2 separate regions of the Homo sapiens genome follow, and region 2 is linked to region 1. The links are chromatin contacts, found by Hi-C or POLR2A ChIA-PET in ENCODE. All regions are on one chromosome and are shown on one strand. The core of a region is the stretch at or near the end of the contact, and the rest is flanking DNA. Distances in the headings are between cores, read along the strand shown. Region 1 overlaps LOC107984116 (a long non-coding RNA gene). Region 2 overlaps LOC105379013 (a long non-coding RNA gene).

Evidence for each region. Hi-C counts contacts between places; a loop is a spot of excess contacts on that map. ChIA-PET counts read pairs that join two places held with the same protein, here RNA polymerase II (POLR2A). Pooled maps may share reads with other maps.
Region 2: a pooled map shows a loop between it and region 1 (2.1-fold over the local background). The contact joins two enhancer-like sites. A Hi-C loop is called at or near these places in 2 of 168 maps with a recorded cell type or tissue (HCT116 and cardiac septum) and 7 of 50 pooled maps. POLR2A ChIA-PET finds 5 or more read pairs at or near these places in 1 of 52 experiments (WTC11).

Annotation. Positions count from the first base shown.
Region 1 is chr5:68,961,527-68,964,731 of GRCh38, forward strand. LOC107984116 (a long non-coding RNA gene) reads right to left here. Exons shown (of 3, transcript XR_001742709.2): 2 at 343-637. Among named protein-coding and RNA genes, the nearest start is that of LINC02198, 67 kb to the right of the region's middle. Within about 2 kb of position 1,510, at least 10 of the 41 ENCODE cell types and tissues checked have a DNase peak (open chromatin) inside an H3K27ac peak, as active enhancers do.
Region 2 is chr5:68,671,964-68,675,168 of GRCh38, forward strand. The region is part of intron 2 of LOC105379013 (a long non-coding RNA gene); the gene reads right to left. Among named protein-coding and RNA genes, the nearest start is that of LINC02198, 360 kb to the right of the region's middle. Within about 2 kb of position 1,673, at least 2 of the 41 ENCODE cell types and tissues checked have a DNase peak (open chromatin) inside an H3K27ac peak, as active enhancers do.

The sequences.
Region 1 (3,205 bases), core at 260-2,759:
GCACTCCAGCCTGGGAGAGAGAGTGAGACCCCATCTCAAAAAATAAAACATAAAAAAAAATTAAGACCGAGAGGCCAGCTTTGGTCTGGGTGACACTACCAGTTTGGGGTCTTCCACTCCCTCTAGCTGGAGAACCTCTGGGCAATCGCCCAGTGTGCAGGTGCTCTGTGCACCTGCCCTAATGACTCAGGTCTGGGAATGGACCATTTTCCAAGAGGCAGGCTCTACATTCAGTTTCTCAAAACCCTTGTGTCTTCCATTTCCTTGAAGTTTGTTCAATATTAGCCTAGGTGTGCCCTGAATAAAAGAAAATAGAAATTCATGGCATCATTTTGTCTTTACCTGAAAAAGAAAAACGATTTGAGTTGGTTTTCAAACAGGGCCAGAGGTCAGAAGTCGAAGGGCAACTTCCTTGCTGGGGCTGAGTCAGTGACTTCAACCTTCTCAGACCAGGGTTCAGCTGTGCACACCCTGCTTCCTGCAGGGAAGGAGTTGTTCTGGTAGAAAACAGTTTGGATTCTACAGGCCAGTGGTGCAATTCCAGCTCAGGAAATTGCTAGCTCCGAAGCAGTTGTTCCTCCGTGTCTGACTTTGGGCGATGTATTTCACATTCTTCAGCCTGGTTTCCTGAACTGCACTGTTTGGGATGGAAAGGGCAGGAATATCAACCCAATGAGAATGGAGAGAAGTAGGACTCAGTGGCCTAACCTCACTAGACTACCTCAGGAAATGCTAAATTAATGTCAGCACTGCCGGCTGGGCATGGTGCCTCACAGCTGTAATCTCAACACTCTGGGAGGCTGAGGCAGGTGGATCGCTTGAGCCCAGGAGTTCAAGACTAACCTGGGCAACATACTGAAATCCCGCCTCTGCAGAAAATACAAAAATAGCCAGGCATAGTGGCATGTGCCTGTAGTCCCAGCTTCTCAGGAGGCTGGGGTGGGAGGATTGTTTGAGGTAGAGGTTGCAGTAAGCTGAGATGGCGCCCCTGCACTCCAGCCTGGGTGACAGAGTGAGACTCTGTCCTTAAAAAAAAAAGTGTTGGGGTAGGGGGGTGGTCAGTGCTTTTCCTCTTCCCCTTGAAAGTAATGAGACAGATTTTCACCTGACTTTTTGGGAACACTAACCTGAAAGAGCAGTCACCAGGGGTCATATAAACAGGGTTTACGGCCCGATCATCTCACAAGCATATCCCAGAAAACTGGGATATATGTGTGTGGTTTCTAATCTTGAAACACAGGACAAGGCCAGGATGCCTCATACACTGAAGAAGGGAAAAACTATAATCCCTGGTTCTGGATCAAGTCACAGGCTTTCTCCTCAGACCTCTGGGGAATGCTGGACTCTCTTCCTCTCCACAACACCCCACACATAAACACACTCAAAACACAGACAAATTCAGTATTCAGCTAATCCCTAAATATTCAAGGGAGCGACACACCAATCCACTGCAGAGAAGAGAAACACCACACTCGGTGCCCGGCTGTGAAGTTTAAAACCTTTCCCGGAGACATTTGTATTTTTCCCAAAAGGAGAGAGCCCTCTGCTGGTGAATGGACACCGTGCTGGGGAAGGGTGACCGGACTGTCCACGTTAAGTCACCCTTACCGGCTGTTTGCTCCTTTTCAGGCAGCAAATGTGTAAGTTATTACCAACTGGCTAAGTTTTCATCCGTGGCAGGAACAAATTCCAGTATTATTTAATGAATGTTGATGGTACAAAGCCCAAATCCCATAAAACCCTCTTGGCTGGACTGATTACAGTTTACTACAGCAAAAAGCGGGGAAAAAGAGAGGATACAAGAACTTTTTTCGGCTCTTCCATAGTTCATGGATAATCTCCTCGAAATGTTTCATGCAGACGGCTCTGCCCAGTATTTGGGCTGTAAAAACATCGTGTCAGACAGTTTGGAAGACGTTGTAAACAACCTAAATGTCCGTCAAAAGAAAATGAGTAGGTGAGTTATGGTGGATCCAAACAACGGAATACTATGCAGCTTTAAAAAAAATAGTGAGGAAGTTCATTCGGTAAGAATATAGAAAGATCGCCACATCGTTATGTTTGTGAAGGAAAAGCATAGAAACAATATGCATAATACACTGTCATTTGTGTAAGAAGGAGGAGATATGTTTGTGTTTGCTTCTACATGCATGAAGTATTTCTTACTTTTTTTTTTTTTTAACAGAGTCTTGCTCTGTCACCTGGGCTGAAGTGCAGTGGGGCCATCTTGGCTCTCTGCAAGCTCCACCTCCCGGGTTCACGCCATTCTCCTGCCTCAGCCTCCCAAGTAGCTGGGACTACAGGCACCTGCCACCACACCCGGCTAAATTTTTTTTTGTATTTTTAGTAGAGACGGGGTTTCACCGTGTTAGCCAGGATGGTCTCGATCTACTGACCTTGTGATCCGCCCGCCTCGGCCTCCCAAAGTGCTGGGATTACAGCATGAAGTATTTCTAAAAGTTTGCCCAAAGAATTAATTCCAGTGGTTACATGTTTATAGGGGTGTGAGAACTGCAGGAATGGAGGACACAGGTGAGAAGAAACGTTCCACTTTGTTATATATTTCGACCTTTGATGTGACTATTTTAATCAAACATTAAGTCGTTTTTAAATGACAGCCAGAATGGGCATGAAGTTTCCTTTTACCCAACACTTTGATAACAATTAACATTTATTTAGCACTTACTATGTGCCAGGCAACATGCTAAACGCCTTAGGTGCATTAACTCATTTATTTAACCCTCACAACTACCCTATAAGGTAGGAACTATTCCTGTCATCCACATTCCAGAGACAAGGAAACTAAGGGACAGAGAGGTTATTGGCCCAGGTTCACACAGAGAAGGCCTCTCAGCAGGCTGACTCCAGATTTCTGCACCAACACCGTTCTATGCAGCTGCTCCAGAGAAAGTGTCTCCAACACAGTAAAGCTGATATCAGAGAATATTGTTGGCTAAAATTCCAGGAATCCTGAAGTTTGGAGAAATCCTTTACTAGTGGTCTCAAACATGAGATTTCCTTTGATTAGACAAACGTACACCATTATTCACAAACATACACTCATAGATTCTCACAATTCAAACATGCATACATTCTCACATTCACACATACTCACACATCCTAAACTCACACACACATCCTCTCACGCAGTCACACTCATATATCTCACACAAATTCACACTCACATCCTCTCACACACATTCAC
Region 2 (3,205 bases), core at 423-2,922, 290 kb before region 1:
GAATAACAAATGCAGAAATTATTGGGAAGTATTGCAAATACCCAAAAGGAGAAGGAAATAATGTTTTAAAACCCAAACTGGCAGTTACAGAAGTATGTGCAGGATACAGTTATGGAATTGATAAAAATGCATAGCTGGATCAAATAGCAAAATGAGATGCTGCCTGAAAAAATGTATGGTTGGATAGGTAAGAGAAAGTAATCAAAAACACAGATACTCCACAGGAAGGAAAAAAAAAAAAAAACAAGAAATGAATATAGGGAAGAAGACTGAGGAGAGACAGTGCAAACTTAGATCTAATTTGGAAATATGATGGAAAGAACCTGGTTATTTTGAGCTTTAAGTATAGACACTTTATGTTGTTATTGTTTTTTTGAATGATGTTCTTTCTCTCTCCAACCTCCATCATGCCTTTCAATTTATACAGTATTTATTAGGCCATACCTACCATACCTTACCCAATTTTGCATACCTCAATAACAAAAATGAGAAAAATAGTAAGAATTGCAAGATCCTGGGGAAATCAAATCTGAAAGATAACAGGCTGGAGGACACAACTGATAACAGGAAGTAAAAAGAGCCACATTGGCTGAGCAATCATATTTCTAGCACAGACAGAATCACAGAAAATTAGGCATATTGTGTGGGAGAAACAAATTCCAATTAAAGAATAGATTTCAGTGTTGACCTAATTATCTAATGTCCAGCTCTCATTTTTATGGGATGAAGCCAGGCATGTAAAATAAATTCTTGGAGATAAATCTATGCTTTCTAACAAAGAAAATTACTTCTTTCTCCGTGAAACTCCAGATGATCAGAAAACAATACCCTAGTATATTATTTTTGCTCAGTTTGAACCTCAACTATCACTTATATAAGGATAATATTGATTTCAAGGGGTTCAGACAATGTATTTCTATGTGGTCAAGAAGGGATTCCTTTTGGGAAAACAGAAGTTCAAAAGGAGAACAAGAACTCTCAATTCTGAAAGCACACAGCCACCAATAAAATTCACTTGCTCCCTAGTAAATTATTAGGTCAAAGAAGAGTAAAGGATTAAAGCTAAATACTTATAGCTCCTTGTTAAACTGGGGCTGTTATAATCTAAGAATTCATGAGAAACCATTTTCAAACTTAGAAGCGGGTGGGAGAGAAGCAACTATAGTCAACTGTAATATAGTAAGGATCTGTCACATGATCTAATTACAGAAATGAAAGCAACCCAGGAATTATGTGGTCTATTCAAGCCTGCAAGGAGTACGAACAAAGAATATAATTATACATCAAGCCTGTTGATTAAACAATTACTATTTAAAGCAGATATAGATTTAAAATTAATTTGCTTCTGCATTCTGAGGATTTGGGGACTGAGATAAACAGTGTTTGAAGTTTAATTATCCGTGCGTAAGATGAAGGGGCTCATTTCAATTTGGTTAGCTCTGCAGAGTGTTTTGGATGGTGTAAAAGAATGAATCCGACTCTGCTGCAAGTCTCGGCACTGCTGAAATGTGTGATTAAAGTGAGCAAGAAGGCTCACTCAGCCTAATTCCCACAGAATGTGGTAATATCACAGGAGGGATTGTGCAATTGCAAATTAATATTTAAATGAACACTAGTTTGAAGTTTACCTGGAGGGTGAAACACACTATCTCCAAAAGAACAGAAGAAGGCCAACCAAACAGTTCCAGGCTCCACAGCAGTGAAATCTGAGGAGTGGAGACCTTCACGCTTGTTTGAGCAAATAGGACACCTACCTGCCAGCGACTCTGAATGGAGTGATTCTTATCAGAGGCCACATGTACAGTGTCCCACGGCAGAATTGCAGGGCTGAGGGGTGGGCAGGGTGAAAGGGTGAATTGGAGTTGGAGTAAAAGACAATAAACAGAGACTAGAAAATTCCAAAGTTAAAGAGTGATTGTCGAGATGCAAGGAACCGTGTCTGTGTTCCCACACCGAGATCAGAACGTGTGGGGACAGAATTCCCAGAACTCAAAGCCGACTCAACAGCTTCCATGAAGGGAAGGTGTGCTCCTGACCTGGCTGTGCTCGAAAGAACAGAAGGATGCCACAGAGTGTCCTGGTTCAGAGAATGGACTTCAGAATGAGAAAACTGAGTTTCATTCCCAGCTCTACCACTTTTCAGTCTTGTGACCTTAGCAAAGCATTCAGCTCTCTCAGAACCTTCTGTTTCTTTAGTAAAATAGCTTTCATTCCTTCCTCACGGTAGTTGCAAATATTAAATATGGTAATGAGGGCAGCCTAAGAGTGTCCTTTCCCTACTGAAAACCACTCTGTGGCTCATCACTGCCTTTTGGATAAAAATAAATCTCTTTAGCATGGCCTGTAAGGCCCTAAAACGGGGTGATGCCCACTCACGTCACCTGCCTCTCTTGTGTTCTCTTCCCCAGCATTTTCTCCACCCCGGCCTCACTGGCATTTTTCTTTTTTCAGTCCTTTATTCTCTCTTCTGCTTTCAAGGCATGTTCATTGCTTTCCCTCTTCCTCGGAACATTTTTCCCTCCCCTCTTCACCCAGTTGACATCTCTTCATTCTTTAGATCCCACTGCTAGTTGTCCAAGGTGGTAATTAAAAGCTCAGGCCCTGAAGACAACACGTTGTGTTCAAAACCCAAACTCCACCACTCACTCTCTGTATGACTTTTGCCCATGTAACATTCAGCTTCCTTCTCTGCAAAACAAGGTTGATCACTAGTACTTACATCATGATTTTGCCATAAGGGCCACATGAGTTAATGCAGGCTATGGTCTCAGAAGTGAGTCCAGTTCAAAGGAAGCATTGGAAAACTGCTTTTGTAGTCCTCCAAAAGATCTCCCTTCCCCAGCACCTAGCACGCTTGCAACGTTATGTTTGTGTGATTGTTCTAATACACCTCTCTTCATCATAACAAAGGCTCCACGGGGGCAGGAGTTTGCCAGTGTTTAGCCCACATTATAGATTCTGTTCCTAGTAGAACAGACACTCAAATATTTGCTGAGGACTAAACCAATGAAAATGCTGAGCACAGTGCCTGGCACATAGTGGGCCTCAATGAATACTAGCTTTTAAATAACAACTTACTGACAATGCCAATTGTTAAGTGAAAAAAATTCTGACTATTATTATTTACTTTGCCCAGTGGTTCTCAACTGGAAATGATTCTGTCCCCCAGGCAATGTCTCGGGGTGGTGGGAGTGCTACTGGCATC